3 separate regions of the Homo sapiens genome follow, and regions 1 and 2 are each linked to region 3. The links are chromatin loops, found by intact Hi-C in ENCODE. Cell type or tissue: Calu3. All regions are shown on one strand. Links, peaks and the distances in the headings refer to the core of each region. The heading gives the core; the rest is flanking DNA. Region 1 has its middle 160 kb from the start of CBLB. Region 2 has its middle 180 kb from the start of LINC00882. Region 3 has its middle 460 kb from the start of CBLB.

Region 1 (5,611 bases), core at 845-4,844, 310 kb before region 3:
AATAATAATACCTACTTCTTGAGGGTAGTTAGGATTAAATGAAATGATGCATATAAGGCTCTTACTCTAGTCCCAGCACATTGTAAGGCAATGTTAGGCTTTTTTGTGTGAAATTATATAAATTAATAACCTTTGTATTGATTACATTTGCGTGGAGATGACTACTTCTTAAATGCTGAAGAAGTCCCTAATACTTTTCAGAGACTTTAACACTAAGAAGAGCATCAATATAAATAGAATTGTTAAGAAAACCGCTGTCAAATTCATTTTTTAAAAATCTGTTTTCCCAAGGATTAGAATCAGGGCTGACTTATCTATTAGAAATAGCAGGCATAGTGTTTAGAGCCCAGAGTACCTCTAGGGTGTCACAAAAATATTTTAATTTATTTTAAAATCAGAAATAGATGAACTTTTAGATAAAAAAGTTTTAATATGCAATATCAATATATTCATCTTGGTGCCAATACAGTAATAAAATATCATTTAAAAACTTTTTTTTTTAATAAAAAAGAGGCCCAAAAAGGCAAAATTGCCAAAAGCCTGCGGAAGTCATAGTGCAGCTTTGTTTAAAATGTGATGCCAGACTGCAGGAAATGGAATTTTCTTCAGGTCACACAGTATGCCAGAAGAAAATGTGAAGAGCAGAGTTTTCCTTGTTATTTTTGTTTGTTGGGGGATAGGAGCTTGTAATTAAGTGAAGTAGTATCACTCACTTTGTTAGAGTGTATCAGGCGTGTTTCTCTTGGAATGATATTGACTTATATCCTCACAATAAAATTAACACCAGTATATGAAAGACTCATGGATGGAAACATAGATGAATAAGACCAAAATATGTAGTTTAGAAAATAGGGAAAGGGTAATATAGATAGAAATAGTTTTTACTGTTTATAAGACATGAGGAAATGCACCTCATTTAAAGTTATAAAAATAATTTCAAGACCTGCTGGAATTCAAACCGCCGAAATATAAACCCATAGTAGTAATATGTGCTGCTAAAAATTTATGATATTATAATATTGTAAATATTACGATAGCCCTTTTGCTCAAGAGGCACTGGTATATTTAAAATATGTCATCATGCATGTGTAATGTCTTAGCAAAACAAATCCGAACTTCTTGTTAAGGCAAGCTCTGGGTTTAATCCTTTGGTATAGTTATTTGAGCTCAGTATCTGATGTCTCATAAGATCTTTTTGAACATAAGTATAACATATCAGGGCATGTTATACTTAATCAAGAATGAGGAGGTGTCTTCTTTCTTGATTGTTGGTTTTAGAGAATTGTACGAAGTTACATTTTGTGCAATACTGAATTCCTTTCATTGCCAATTTGGAGTTAAAAAAAATAAGTGGTGAAGTGCTTGATATCCTTGAAATAAAACATGCAGAAGATAATTTCTCAAGAGATGGAGAATTAGAAATCACTGATTTTTATTAAATCCCAAAAACATGCATTTTAATGGTAGTCTATGATGTAAATTCTCTAAGCAATCTTGGGAATTTTGAATATATTGTATAATACTCAGCTCAGTAAATCTTACTTTTATATCATAAGTACAAATTTAAATGCCTACAGTGTAGATGATACTGTGTTAGGCACTAGAAAGTTTGATCAGCCCTGCCAACTACAGTATAGTTGATGGAGCTCTGAATTACTGAGCAACATCATTTCACTTCTCTTTACTTCATTTTCCTTATCTGTGTACTGGAGATAGTAATTCCTGCTTTATAGTCTTATTGTGAGGCTCAAATCAGATAAGGCCTATAAAAGTGCCTTGAAAATTGCAAGGAACTATGAAAATATAAGATAGAATTATTACTATCCTTTAGGCTCAATGTTGATACCATAGCAATTAATTATGATTATTTTATAAGAGTAGTATGGGATTTGGAGCTATTTTGTGAGCTTAAATATATCTGAATGTGTAATGTAAGATTTAGCTCAATGGCAATCTCCTAGGCCATGATATTTCTCTTAGGACTAATATAAAAGCAAATATCTTTAACAAGGAATAAATTCAGTTGCTCTTTGTTGCCTCCTTAATCATTCTGCAAAGTGATTTGTTTTGGTCTTTGCAAAAGTGTTAGTTGAGAGTTTCCACCCAAAACTAATTGTCATTGAAAATAATGAATGTACACTTAAAATGAATTTATTCAGATTCTTTGACTTCACTGACAAATCAGTGGTTTATTCAAGTCTACTCAATTTGAATGTTTTCCTCTGAAGCTATGATTATAAAATCTTCAGAGTTAAAGTACTTCCCTAAGATTAATGACTAGATAATTGATTTGCAGTAAATGTAACTTATTTATTGAGACTCGTTCTATGAGATTTGTGACTGAGAAAAGCAAAAGTAAGTAGATGGATTGGGAACCCTCCTTGGTGCTCCAGGTGTAAACTTTCTGTTTCTTACTTTCTTTGAACTAACATTTATTGAGTACCTACTATATAGTCAGTGCTACTACATACATTATCTCATGTAATCATCATAAAGATTCCATTTTAGAAACTAAGAAAATAGAATTGCCCAGAAATTAAAAATCTGTCCAAGATGATCTGTCCAGCTGTAAGTCAGGACCCCTCTTCTTTACTAACTCCAATACCAGTGTTCTTTTAAAAGCAATGTAATTTCTCATCCAAATCTACATGCTAGGCAGAAGGTTCCCTCATATTCTTTCGTCTTTCTAATCAAACCTTAATCTTAGGAAAGAATTTGACAAATAGCTTTACAACAAGGCAGTAGGACACAGATGATTCATAAAGCTTAAAGTCATATCAAACACAAGGAGATGTATATTTTACTAGGAGAAACAAAACTATTTGTAATATTATGTCAAATGTATGAAACGCTTCCTAAAATTTCAGACACTAGCATACAACTGTGTTAAAGGGATTAATCAATACTCTGAAACCATATTACATAGGTAATTTTCCCTTGCTAAATAAGTGGCACTCAGAACTGTAACAGTGATGGGCTGAGATTTTCATGTAAACTTGTAATTAGATCTGTAACTGTTACTGATGGCCTTTGCTCTTATAGAGCCACTTGCAATGAGGTTGCTGTTCAAGTTGGCACTGGCAGTTTCTGTAGAATATTTTCCTGCTCCTCCTCAAAAACTCACAGCAAAGATAGAAGATATGTCACATACGCTTTTAAAAGACGGGGTGACAAGCAAAAGGAAGATAAACATCTTTGAAGACCAGAAGCAGAATAAAAACACATGGCAGTAAATGTGGTTTAAGTCACAGGCCTACCACATTCCAGGACAAGGAAGTAGCAGAAATGTTCATGCTTTCAACTTCTGAGGATCAAAACGGGTGGCAGAATGGAGCCGGATTCAGTGTGTACTACAGAGAGTTAGGCCAGGCCAGCCAAGTTCAGAGGCAAAGCTGAGGCTGATAAGTTGTTGCCTAGTAGGTGGGAGGAAGCACAAATAGGTGCTTCACCAAAGCCTGGCCAGGCCCCAACTAGCTAATACACCCGTAATATCCCTGCATTCTGAGAGCTCTGGGTGCCAATACAAGGGCAAGGCAGGTAGAGACAACTGTAAAACTGCCACACATGGAGAGGTGAGAGAGACTGAGCCAAAACAAACAAACAAACCGAGAAAGGAACACTGTAGCAGCACCACTAAAATTTCAAAGCTTATAAGCCTAAAAAGAAATCATGAAAGAGAGCCATCAAGCAGATGTTAACTGGATGACATAATTATGATTGCACAATTTGAGAAAAATTTAAGTATGTATTTTTAAGATCTTAAAATGTATAAATTAAGAAAAGAAATGATTATAGTACCAAAATGGTTATGTTTCAAAAACGTGTCTATATTCAAGTTCTAAAGAGAAATTTTAGAAATAAAAAAATCATATCATTAAAATTAAAAAGCAATAAAAACCAAAAAATTGAGTAAGTTAGGTTAACATCAGTTTAGAAGAGCTAAAGGAGAGATTAATGAATTAGAAAGAGTACTGAGGAACTGATCTACAGGATGAAAAAGAAAGAGAAGGAAGGGAAAATATGATGTCAAAGTTATGACTGTCTTGAAGAATGGTCTGACTTGATTTTTTTCCCATCGAATTATCAAAAGAGAAAATGTCAATATTTAAAGACATAAAGTGACTTAGAACTATTTCCAGGCTGAAGGACTGAATCTCCATTTAGAAACTGCACGGCAAGTGCTAAGCAAAATAAAAGTAAACAATACTTTGACAAACAGCAAAATGGAGAACATAATAGCTAAAGAGAAAATCATAAAGCCTCTCTGGGAGAAAAACAAATTTTCTAATAATTAGAATGAGAACAGATATCTCTTTAGAAGCAGTAGAGATCAGAAGACAATGAAGTAATAGCTTCAACGTGCTGAAGAAAAGATTATCAAACTACAATTATGTACGCCTATAAACAATCATTCAAGAGTAAGGACATTAGGAAAACATTTTTAATACATAAACAAGTAAAGGAATTTTTTACTCATGGAAATTCAGAAGCATTTACTCAGCAAAAAGAAGAGTATACTTGTATGGAAGGCAAAAAATGCAGTTAGCAATTGTGAGAAAAAAAGATCAAATATGTTTGTACATTTTATTTAAATAAGTAATTTTTGTTGAATTTATTTCTTTTCGAAAATACTTAAAACTAAAATTCTAGATAGAAATAATGTAAATAACATATGGTTTGAGAGGAGAAAAGAGAAACTAAATGCTTTAAATTTATTAGAAAAGTTTAAAGTTTAGGATATATATTGAATTTCAGCAAGTTCATTTGCTGAAAGTGGGTTTTACTTGTTGCTAAGTGACACAGGTCAATTCAAATTCTCTGGCCTTCTCTCTTACCTATAAAAAACCAAAAATTAATGTTGATAATAATAAAGAAAAAACAAACTCAGATAAATCATTATTAGACATAATTATTACATGGTAATTCTGTATCTAAAATATTAATGTTACCACTGAAAAGACAGAAATACAGTCGATACATCCATATAAGCAAAACATACAAAAAGAATAACAGGAAAAAAACCAGGAAATTGCATCATCACAGCAAGAGATAAGAAAAAAAAAAAAAGGACCCAGGGAAAAATAAGGAAAAAAGGGAAACATAACATGCTAGACATAAGTCAAAATCAGTAATCCACTCATTTGTTTTTTTTTTTTTTTTTTTTTTGAGACGGAGTCTCGCTCTGTCGCCCAGGCTGGAGTGCAGTGGCGCCATCTCGGCTCACTGCAACCTCCGCCTCCCGGGTTCACGCCATTCTCCTGCCTCAGCCTCCCGAGTAGCTGGGACTAGAGGCACCCGCCACCACGCCCGGCTAATTTTTTGTATTTTTTAGTAGACACAGGGTTTCACCGTGTTAGCCAGGATGGTCTCGATCTCCTGACCTCATGATCCACCCGCCTCGGCCTCCCAAAGTGCTGGGATTACAAGCGTGAGCCACAGCGCCCGGCCCGCTCATTTGTTAGAATATATAGGAATGTATTTTAAAATATTCATTTTAAATGCTGCTCTTAAGAGACACAAATAAAGCCAAATAATACAGAACATTTGAAATAAAATACATAAAAAATAAAGAATAATAAGGAATACTTATTTTTAAAAACAATACCAAATA
Region 2 (5,611 bases), core at 865-4,864, 730 kb after region 3:
GCCCCACTATCTTCTTTAAGATCATCAAACTGCCAGGCTACTCTTCATCTCAGTATAAAAATAGACAAAGAGTCTTCAAGACAGAATTCTGAGGAACACCAATATTTTACTGTAGATTAAAAGAAGGAGAAGACAGTAAAGAAAACAGAAGTATCCAGTGAAGTAGAAAAAAAAAAACAGAAAATATGTTATGGCAGAAGCAAAATAACGAATGCATTTCTAAGTAAAATAAGTGGTTTACCTAATTAAATGCTGCTAAATGAAGCCCAAGAATTTGACCAGCTAGAAGAGACTGGAGACCTTGAAATAAATGTTCTGGTAGAGAGATGAGGTCAGAAGGTAGATTGAAGTACCATAAAGATGAGTGGGAGGGAAAGAATGAGATAATCTTATTTGATAGCAGGAGTAATATTTATTAGCACTTAAATTATTTTAATTTAAAGTGGCTTTAACTCTTTGCCAAGCACTATGCTAAGCACTTTGCAAGCATTTTCTCATTAAGTCCTCACTTAACACTATTTGGCAAGGAAACTAAAATTTAGAGGGACTAAATAAATTGCACAACCACACAGCTAAAAAGCTGTGGGAGACTGAATAATGGCCCCCAAATATATCCAGGTCCTAATCCCTGGAACTCGTAGTGTTACTTTATATTAAAAAAAAAAAAAAGGCTTTACCGATGTGATTAAGGATCTTGAAATGGAAACATTAACTTGGGTTATCAAGGTGGGCCCTAAATATGCTCAAAAGTGTCCCAAGAGGGAGGCAGAAGGAGATTTGACACAAAAGAGAGAAGACAATGTCATGGCCTCAGCAGAGAGGGAGATTTGAAGATGCTACAGTGCTGGCTTTGAAGGATGGGGTGGGGAGCAAAAGAATGCAAGGAATGCAATTCTAAAAGTTGGAAAAGGCGAGGAAACAGATACACTTAGAGCCTTCATAGGGAGGACAGCTCTGAAATTAAGATATCTTAACTTCAGCCCAGGAAATGGGTTTCAGAATTCTGACCTCCAGAACTAAAAAATAATAAATGCCTGTTGCTTTAAGCCACCAAATTTGGATTATTTGTTACAGAAACCACTGGAAACTAATATAGAAGTGATCATAATTCGATCTCCAATATAGTTCTACAACAAATCTAAGGGTCACACATATGGAAGGAAAACACAGAAAGGGCAGGAGGAAAAAGAAAGAGATAGAGAAGAATACAGAACAGAGAATTGAAGGGAAGAGGAAGAGAGGGGAGGGGAAAAAGTGTGAGGAGTTGCGAACAGGAGCAGAGAGAATAAGACCCCAAACATTGTTAAAGTCCATGGCAACTTCATCTTAAGGACTATTATCCCCACCTGAGTCAGAATGAGTTGGCATTGGCCCATAGCTACAAGTTATCTCCAGGGGGTAAAATTCCAGTGCAGAATAACCTATAAATACTGTGGCATCGCAGCTAGAGAGAAAACAGATTGATGTAGTCCTAGTTTGGAGGTCAATTGGCTCAGTAACTGTTAGAAGCAGCCAACAGTTAAAGACACAAATATTACACGGTTGGAGATAAAGTTCCAAAAAGAACAAATTGATTCATTTTGTACCACGAACTCAACTCAAAGTAAAGCCCTACTTCGCTTTTTAAGATATATTTTGTAAGGTTTTCATTTTTTGTTTTATGTTATTATCCTGTTATGACTTATTAATGGCTATCATTTGCTATAGTGAAATCGTATTGAGACTTTTCACTCAAATGCTCTAAATAATTAATCTATTTTCAAGAACGCTTTATAAATGCATTGTTATTTAATTATCTTATTTAATTTCATGTTTAAATAATGCTCTGGTATATATGAATCAATGGCCACATCTTAAAAGACATACCTGTATCCAATATTCAATAAAAGAAAAGGAAATTTAGCAGGAAAATGAATGATTTGTGTGTCTAACACCACCATTTAAACAACCTGAAACTCACGGCAACATTTGTCCCTTAGGTTCAAGGATGTATCCGAGGGTAGTCATGAAAATTCAATTCTTAACGCTGACTTGCTGTGCTCTCACAGGATTCTTTTCCTAGTTAGAGTTACAACATTTTTCCTTAGGAAATGAGACAATGCATTTTGAAGTTCTCTAAGGTTAGGAAGAGATTAGGGAAGAAACATTTGCAGTCCATATATAGATTCTAAATACCCATAGAATGATGATTTTCCTAATTTTCTAACAAATATTTCTTATATTATGGAGCTAAAAGCTACATTTTTAAGGGAGAATTGAGAATAAGGAGAAATGGTAAGGTACATTTGTGGGAAGAAACGCATTTAATTCAGTCTCTCCCTTTCAAAAACAGAAAGGGAAACAGCAATCAACACAACATATGGAGTATCTGTTTTTCGATAAAAATGCCAGGTAAAGAGGTCTTATTTAAATCCACACAGACAGTATTATCCTCCCCTTCTGAAGATTGTTTTTCCCCAGGCACAAAAGGTCAGGCATATTGTTGAGTCTGTTACCCAAAGACCCGAGTAACAGTGACATCTAGTGGTGCACGGTGATATAGGACGTAGAAACGCAAACGCTTGCTGAGAGCCCAGAGCAAAAAACCCTAGAAGGAAGCTGCTAAATTTAAAGTTTCCTGATTTCTGTGGCAACAAAATTGTATTCTAATGTAATCAGTTACTCCTGTCTCACAGGGAATGATATTGTTCTGGGTCAACATTTGGGACATGGAAAAGTCACTTCGTATTCACTGCTGGGGAAATGAGGAAACCTATAGTCAAATCCCACCACTTTGGTTTTGGAATTGGAAATGTAACAATATTGCTGGGATTTTTTTTTAAAGAGCATCATCAATCTGACCACAAAAGGTTATGCTCCTCAGACAGGAGAAAGGCAACTGAATACGCTTGTAAATGCCAATCCTAAAAATCTATCCAAAGATATTAAATTTCTCATTTTTAAATTTTATTTCTCTACAGACTATTTTCTCGTGTCTAAAAAAGAGGCCATCTCAGGCCGCTCTGTAGCAGCTCAAACTCTGGCACTCAGCCCATTGCCTTAGACCTACTGGCTACACCGTTCTGCCCTTCTCTGCTGCAGGTGCCAGCCACAGCATCCTTTTGTCTGGTTGCCAAATCAGTAATCTCTCTTGGCATCTGCCTTTTCTACCCCCTTCCCCCATTCTCCCCCTCCATCAAGAAATCTAATTCCAAGTTGGCAGGCAGAAGGTCAGAAATCTTTGAAAGCCTCAGCTTCCACCGCCCACTCTCGAGTCTCGCCTCTGTGCATTCTGCCAAATGCCAACTTGCTTTTCTCCCTCCTCCATAACATCCTGTATCTCTGGAACGCTGAGGTTGTCACCTGAATCTTGCCCTCACATCTGCTTCCTTCCCCTCCCTCGGCAGCAGGGCCCTCTTTCATTAGTAACATCCTGCCGCGTCTCCCCAAGGCTCAGCACATCTTGTCATCCGTCCCTGGCATACACAGTCTCTTCCTAGTTATCAACTTTGGGACTCGCCTCCATCAGAGGTATCTGGAGACCAGAGCTGGCCCAGAGCAACTGGGGAAGGCAAGCTGACGGCCCCCTGAAATCCACATAATTGCATCTTTGAAAAGTGGGCCACATGACAGCAAAGAACTGAAAACTAGTGTGACAGAGAAGACAAAAGACAAAAATCACACCCAACTCCAATAGATGACAGTTTTGTTTCTTTGTTTACATTTTGAAGTGACATGTTCAGGGAGACTTTAGAATAGTCTTTTAGGGAAAAAAAATTAATATCTTGCATGATTTGTTCACTATGAAAGAATTTTTTAAAACACATGCACTAGGAATTTTATATCATTTTTTAGTTTTAAAAAGATGACCATGTCAGTGTTTCATTTTGAAGCTACGAATTGCATATAAATTATATCAACAAAAATAGGATTCTCATCTCAATTGTTTCTAACCTCTTGTAACCACTGTGCCATCCTTATTGCTTCTCTCTAAAAATAGCAAAGTCGGAGCTAACTTAAAAAGAAGTAATAAGAAAAAGACAGCAGTAGAAAAGCTGAAAAGAAATTAAAGGCAAGTATTACCTCTCATAAATATCCACTAAGCAGAAGCTGAACAAATTAACTTCAAAACCATTGAAACTAGGGAAATACCCTCTTGCAGCAAGTCAGAAGATGAAAAAAATCACTAGTAAGAAAACGTGAAGTTAGATAAAGTCTTTTTTTTTTTTGAGATGGAGTCTCACTCTTGTCACCCAGGCTGGAGTGCAAAGGCGTGATCTCAGCTCACTGCAACCTCCGCCTCCTAGGTTCAAGTGATTCTCTTGCCTTAGCCTCCCAAGTAGCTGGGTTAACAGGCGTCCGCCACCACGCCTGGCTAATTTTTGTATTTTTGTAGAGACAGGGTTGCACCATGTTGGCCAGAATGGTCTTGAACTCCTGACCTCAGATGATCCACCCGCCTCGGCCTCCCAAAGTGCTGGGATTACAGGCGTGAGCCACCGTGCCCGGCCATAGATAAAAGTCTTTAAAATGCACTTTAGAGATATTATTACTGCCGTGTTGCTCTGTTTCACATGTAGCATAGTGTTAAGACTCTTCACAAAATTGTTTAAACTGGGTTATTATATGAAAATCATTTAGAGCCACCTAATTCTTTAACTTATGATGAAACAGAAGTCCAAAGATTAAGTTTTGTTTTGTTTTGTTTTTTTTGCAATAGCAAAGCAGAAACCAGAACCTAACTTTCCAATTCCCAATCCTGTATTATATGCACACCTATGTAGCATTTTTAAATATTAAAAAATATGATTGCATTGAATAGATGATTTCTGCCTTACTCAATTTTCCATTTCTAAAATAAACATGATTGCAATCATGAAATCCTAACTATTCACCACTAAATCAATGAAATCCTATGATTTGGCACAGGATTGGAACAAAAGATAAAATAAGCCCTTTAGAAAAAGCCCTTAAAATGTCGAAATCGCATCATATCAGACAACACTCTTTCCCAGAGTGTATAAAAGGAAAAACAAAAGAATATAGACTCAGACTAAGCTGAAGAACCAAATCTGGAAAGAGTGACATTGATTTCAAGGATCAGACTTCATATATTGAGGGTCCATGTGGGTGGAAGTGTTGGGCAAGCACACTGTGTTTGGAACTACCTTTAAACTCACCATGTTTTATTTGTGTTACTAAGACATTCAGGTTGTGTATTAGTCTGTTCTCACAGACTATACAGAACCACCTGAGACTGGGTAATTTGTAAAGAAAGGAGGTTTAATTGATTCACAGTTCCACAGACTGTACAGGAGGCATGGCTGGGGAGGCCTCAGGAAACTTACAATCATGGCAGAAGGGCAAACGGGAAGCAAGCACCTCTTCACATAACAGCAGGAGAGACAGCGCACGAAGACTGGGGGGTGCTACACACTTTTCAAACAACCAGCTCTTGTGAGAACTCTATCACAAGACAGCACTAGGGTGATGGTGCTAAACCATTAGAAACCACCCCCGTGATCCAATCACCTCCCACCAGGCCCCACCTCCAACACTCGAGATCACAATTCAACATGAGATTTGAGTGGGAACACAGAGCCAAAGCATATCAGTTTGGGATGACAGAAAG
Region 3 (5,611 bases), core at 1,016-5,015:
CTCCTCCTCGGTTGAGGGGTGAGGAGTCTCATTTAGGAGGAGTTTGAGTAGAACATTTGCATGATGTTCAGGGCCCGCTGTGCCCTGTCCTAGTGGAAAGAACACCTACGGATTCACCCTGTCACATATTAGCAGTGCATGCCTGGTCTAGCTGCTTTGCTTTTATATGCCCCTGTTTCATTATATATAAAATTATATAATTTAAATACTACTTACCCTGTGTTGATTAATTTTATGTATTAACTTGATTGAGCTAAGGAAAACCCAGATAGCTGGTAAAATATAGTTTCTGGGTGTGTCTCTGATGGTGTTTACAGAAAACACTAGTATTTGAATAGGTAGACTGAGTAAAGATCGCTCTCACCAATGGAGGTAGGAACCATCCAGTCTGTTGAGGCCCTGAATAGAACAAGAAGCTGGAGGAAAGAATAATTTGTTCAATCTGAGCTGGCACTTTTATCTTTTCTTTGGTCTTTGCTGTTCCTGGTTCTCAGGCCTTCATTCTCTATCTGGGTTTACACTATTAGGCCTCATGCCCTGGTCCCCACTGTTCTCAGGCCCTACTATTTGAACTGAGTTATACCACTGGCTTTTCTAGTTCTCAGGTTGCAGACAGCAGATTGTGGAACTTCTTGGCCTCCATAATTGCTTGAACCAATTCCTATAATTGTCTGTCTATCTATCTATGTAACTATGTATCTATCTATCTACCTACCTACCTACCTACCTCCTGCTGGTTCTGTTTCTCTGGAGAACCCTGACTAAAGTATTATTCCAAATAGCTATTTTGGAAATTAAATGGAAAATAAAACAGCAGAATGCTTAAAAGACCATGTATTAGACTCACACAATCTAAGTTCAAATTGCCTCTGCCATGGAGTAGTTGGTAATCTTAATCTCTTTGTAAGCTTCTTTTTTCTCATCTGTGAAATGGAGATAATAATAATGCCTTTCACATATGATTATTTTGAGTATTAAATGAAGTACTAATCATATATAGTAAGGATCATTTAATACAATGACATATATTGCACCATGCAACACAATAAATTTTAGCTGTTATTATCATCCAATGTGAAAGTTGAATGTTACAATTTTGCAGTGGATTAGATTTCTCTCTTCCTTGGAACTATTCTTAATAATTTGAACACTAGAAATTTACCATTCATCTTACTTCTTAGTAGAGTATTTTAGAACTTGCAAAGGTTTTCTTAGTTGACCAGTATTTTATCTAATTACTATCATTCTATTCTGCCCTATAATCACTGCCTCTACCCATACTTCTATTCCTCCTAATTATAAAAAACTTCAACTTTCTACCTTTTAAAATAATCTGACACTGTGTCTGAGCACTCAGATTTTAAAACCATAATAAATAAATTTTAGCAGAATTATTCCAAATATATATAATGTATTTAATTGTCTTCACAAATGAAAATGTTCTGGACATGGTTTGAGTCTTTACTCATGATGCAAAACCACTGCCATGAATACCATTTTTTTGTGCTATGTTTTAACAGGGTGCTACGTTATTACTCAAGTAACCCTAGACAGCCCTAATAACACTAGAACTATTACATCAAATTGGTCCCATTACTTTTAAGGGTTCGAATTGGCAGTTCTTTTTTTTTTTTTTTTTCTATCTACTCCTTTGCTTTCTTGCTGTTAGTGCATTTTTTTGTTTTTAGTCTAATGCTGACATAGTCTAATGTTAACATAGGGAAGATCTGGTATATAACGAAGGAATCTGGCTTTCTTAATTTATTACATGTTGGCCCTTATTTATCTCTTTGGAGTAAAGTGAATGGGCTTTGTGATAGACATTTCCTTGGTTGCCAAGCTGTTAATGTTGGTTTGTTTTTGTTTTGTTTTGTTTTGTTTTGTTTCTTCACTTTGCACATATTTATTTGAGCTAAAGCATTGAGCAGGACTACCCCTATGCAATAGAGTTGAGAGGGTGACTGTGCATTATGGAGTTTACAGAATGTTGAAAAGCTCCCACTCTACACCAATTTGAATTCCTCAATAGTTTCCTTACATATCTACTGAGATGCTAGAAATTATAATGTCAGGATGTAGTTTTAACACTTTCAGGTTTACTGTGTAAAATAGTCTATTACAGGTAGCAATTTTAAGAAATTTAGATGACGAAGAACTGAGCATCTTAGATATCTCTGAACCAAATACATTGTATTTTCTTTTTACTTTTGTTCATATTGTCTGATAAAGGATTTTGGAATTGAGAAATGATAACTGGTTACCTTTACAGTGGAATGTTGAGCATTATCTCAAGGACACTTCTGGGGTTACGGGATTCTGTAAGAATAAGTGCCTTTCATTTTATTTAACTATTTTGCAACATTGTGGAGATAATTTGTAGAGAGATGATGGTGATGCAGATAGCTCCTGTTAAGAGAAATGCAAATGAATTTTGTGTGGTGGAGATGAAATTCATTTCTAGACTGCTGAAGACACCACTTTTGTATGTGATAGCAAATTTATTTCAGCATTCTTTCATGCTCATATAGGCACTATTTTTTACTTTTTAAAAATTGCTTTTTACATCTTATGGATTTCCTAAATAATGAAAAAGATAAAAATTAGTTATGTAAGATCTTTGATGCATATCTATTTTATATTTTATAAGTCATGATTTGACTTTTGAAAAAATTATTCTTTAACAATTTTACTTCCTCTATCTGAGGTAGTTTCTCTTCTCACTATTTCATCAATTTTATCATTTAACACTGGGCTCAATGTATATCCTCTTAATGAATTTCTTTCTGATCACAATTCCGAGTTATTATGGTAATTAACACTAGCAAAAGTTATCTATCACAACATTTTTATAGTATTCTTTAAACCCTTTATTGTGAGATAAATGTAATAAAACTGTGATTGTTTCATCCTTGTACTTGAATATCTAGCTGGGTGCTTGGTACATGACAAGGATTCTATAAATCACTATGGCCTACTGGCACCCATCTTGAGCAAGCTAGCACTATGAACCACAGAGAGTAAGCCTAGGAATCTCTCTGTCCCCAACTCTGCTCCCATGCTTGCTTCTCTACCCTGCACCTGAGATTCACTGCTATTCAAGGTCACCATCTATTGGGGGAAATCAGCAATTGGCAACTGCCAGGCACCAAGTAGTGGAATCTCGGTCAGGAAATCATCAACTCCATGAGTCACCACGCCTCTAGCCACCTGCCTAAGTTGAAATGACTGGGCTTTCTGGGAAAAGAAGGCATACAAGGATCTGGGTATGACTGGGACAGAGACTAAATCTGACCAAGGTAGCTGCCACTCCACCCCCAAACAGGCCCCTCCACCTCAGGATAGTTTCTCCTGGTTTGAAGAATATCTCCAGCTGACTGCAGCAGTTCAAGCTGGCCCACCGCCATTCACAGTCTATCCCAGGCAAACGGGATAGGGCAAGGCAAGAGTGTTCTCTCTTTATAAGTAACTAGGTATATAATGTCTTCTACTTTTCCTTTGGGTCTGCAAAGCTAAATACTTTTACCAAAAAAAAAAAAAAGTTTACTGATCCTTGCTACAGATTATTAAATTTTAATTTATGACTTGTCTTCCTCAAAGGATTATAAACTCCTTGAGGCAGCAAAAAGTATAATTGTCCCACCATGCTCAGTAATTATTAGATGATTAATTGTTTGCTTTCACCAATCTATATTCTTTAGCATCAAAATCTTCTATTTTTCCTCCATTTAATCCCACTATAAGTTGACAACTTTGAAAGCTACTTATATTTCAGAATAAGAGATAATGATGCAGGATTATTACTTATCTGACATGTTTAAAGAAAACATCAAAAAATTAAAATAGAAGTGTCATATCTATTAGCTAGCAATGACAAAAAGAAAAATACAAAAGAGGCCACAGGTCGTATAAAAAATTTTTAAAAGAAAACAGAATTCTAAATTAGGATTTATTTCACTCCAGGATATTAAATATTTCAAGAGTTTTGAAAGAAACTATCTTCTCCCTTCTGAGGTCTCAATCTATTTGTCTCAGCATGTTAGACATTGAGCCCTTGCCTGTCTCACCTGTTCTTCGCCTCCCACAAGGCCTGTGACTCAAGTGTACCACATGTGAAGTGTAGTCATGAGGCAACTGCTCTAAAAGACATTATTTCATTGACAGATGCAGTGTGCCCTAAGGATTATAGAAACTACTGCTCATGTTTTACTAATTCTTCTGGTCACTAAGTAGACCTCCACCTGTATATCAAGAAAATGACTTATGCCATCATCTGATTTGTGCTAGTCAATCCATTCTGCATTCCTGGACTGTAAGATCATTTGTGCTCAAGGTAAATACTAGCTGTTCTCAGGATGTGTTTACTTCGGGAATTTTGGAACTGGTTGAGGAAAGGTCTCAGGTGAAAGGTATTGATAAAAGAAAAGCTTTATTACATTTATCTTTTAAAGAATTTATTAAAGCATTCAGTGACTCATGAATCAAGGCAGCTTCAGACCACAAGTGGTTAGCACTCTGCCAGGAGGGGCAAAAGGGGAAACTTTTCTGAAGGGTTTGCAGAAGCACGACAAACAAAACAACTTTGGTTAGAATGGAAAGTTCCTAGTTAGAAGTTAGTTAGTAATTTCTTTTCTTTCTTTCTTTCCTTTTCTTTGGGGGTTGGGGTTCTTATTTCAGGTGCTGTATTTGAAAATATATTATAACACAAATACATTGTATAACTTCATGTAAAATGGATCTGGTTTTCCAATATGACAGGGTACAAGTCTCAAATCTAATTCTCCACCTCGCTTTCAGTCAATGATAGCCTCTGTTTTCAGAGAAAAGAACACCCTCATTCGCTTGCTCCCTCAGCTTCCTGGCCAACAATTCACTATCTTGCCTGCATTATTTTCCATCCCTTCGAGATTTATTTCTGTCCATGGAAAGTGGTGTTTAGTCCTTTATCTAAAGTTACTCTCTTCCTAAATTGGTTTCCTTACCTTCTGCTCCCCATTTTTTTCCAGCATCTCCATTCTCTCCTTCTTTGCTTGCTTATTCCCACAGTTAGTGATTTCTGATTGGTAGAGTTACCCTAGTTTCCATTTACTGTTTACATTGGGCTTTGATTTGTTCACCAAAGAATTTGAAGTGCCAGAGCCACCCCAGTCTAAAGGTCTCTAAATTCGATTAAAAAAAAAACAGTATGTTTAAATGAAAAAGACTAGAAAACAACATATCTGAGAGGATGATGTATGATGACTTTTCACAATGAAACTCGTCTGTCAGATGGGGTTTGTGGATATCTATTACATGTTATCTCCTAAATATCTGCAGGGAGGACCCTGTGCATAGTCACATGGAAAGGCACATTCTTTAAAAATGTTGATTGTAAATATTCAGATACATCCAATGTGCTGGGAGGAAATAATTATTACTGTTTAAGGTATTACCATTTTCATACAATTTTAAGGACTTTCAGAGTGCTTCAGCTGTTTGGAGCTTGATTCGAGGGAAATTGAGCGTGTGTGTGTGTGTGTGTGTGTGTGTGTGTGTGCGTGTGTATGTGTACGTCTTAAAACTTTCTGTTCCCAAGGTTCTACATAACTGTCCTCCTAGCTCATATGGAAAATGT

Evidence for each region. Hi-C counts contacts between places; a loop is a spot of excess contacts. Peaks named below come from ENCODE experiments on the same cell type or tissue, not always from the same donor. Only the 100,000 strongest peaks of a DNase experiment are listed, where the experiment ranks them.
Region 1: it touches region 3 in a loop (2.4-fold over the local background); 2 of 110 quality-filtered maps call a loop at or near these places.
Region 2: a loop joins it to region 3, with 3 times the contacts of the local background. A loop is called at or near these places in 2 of 110 quality-filtered maps.

The regions. Positions count from the first base shown.
Region 1 is chr3:106,021,960-106,027,570 of GRCh38, forward strand. No RefSeq gene overlaps it. Among named protein-coding and RNA genes, the nearest start is that of CBLB, 160 kb to the left of the region's middle. In Calu3, for the core only: no CTCF peak of the experiment used is centred there; no DNase peak of the experiment used is centred there.
Region 2 is chr3:107,062,125-107,067,735 of GRCh38, forward strand. No RefSeq gene overlaps it. Among named protein-coding and RNA genes, the nearest start is that of LINC00882, 180 kb to the right of the region's middle. In Calu3, for the core only: a CTCF peak has its summit at 2,526 (motif pointing left); a DNase peak (open chromatin) is centred at 2,497.
Region 3 is chr3:106,329,891-106,335,501 of GRCh38, forward strand. No RefSeq gene overlaps it. Among named protein-coding and RNA genes, the nearest start is that of CBLB, 460 kb to the left of the region's middle. In Calu3, for the core only: no CTCF peak of the experiment used is centred there; DNase peaks (open chromatin) are centred at 3,181, 4,081 and 4,511.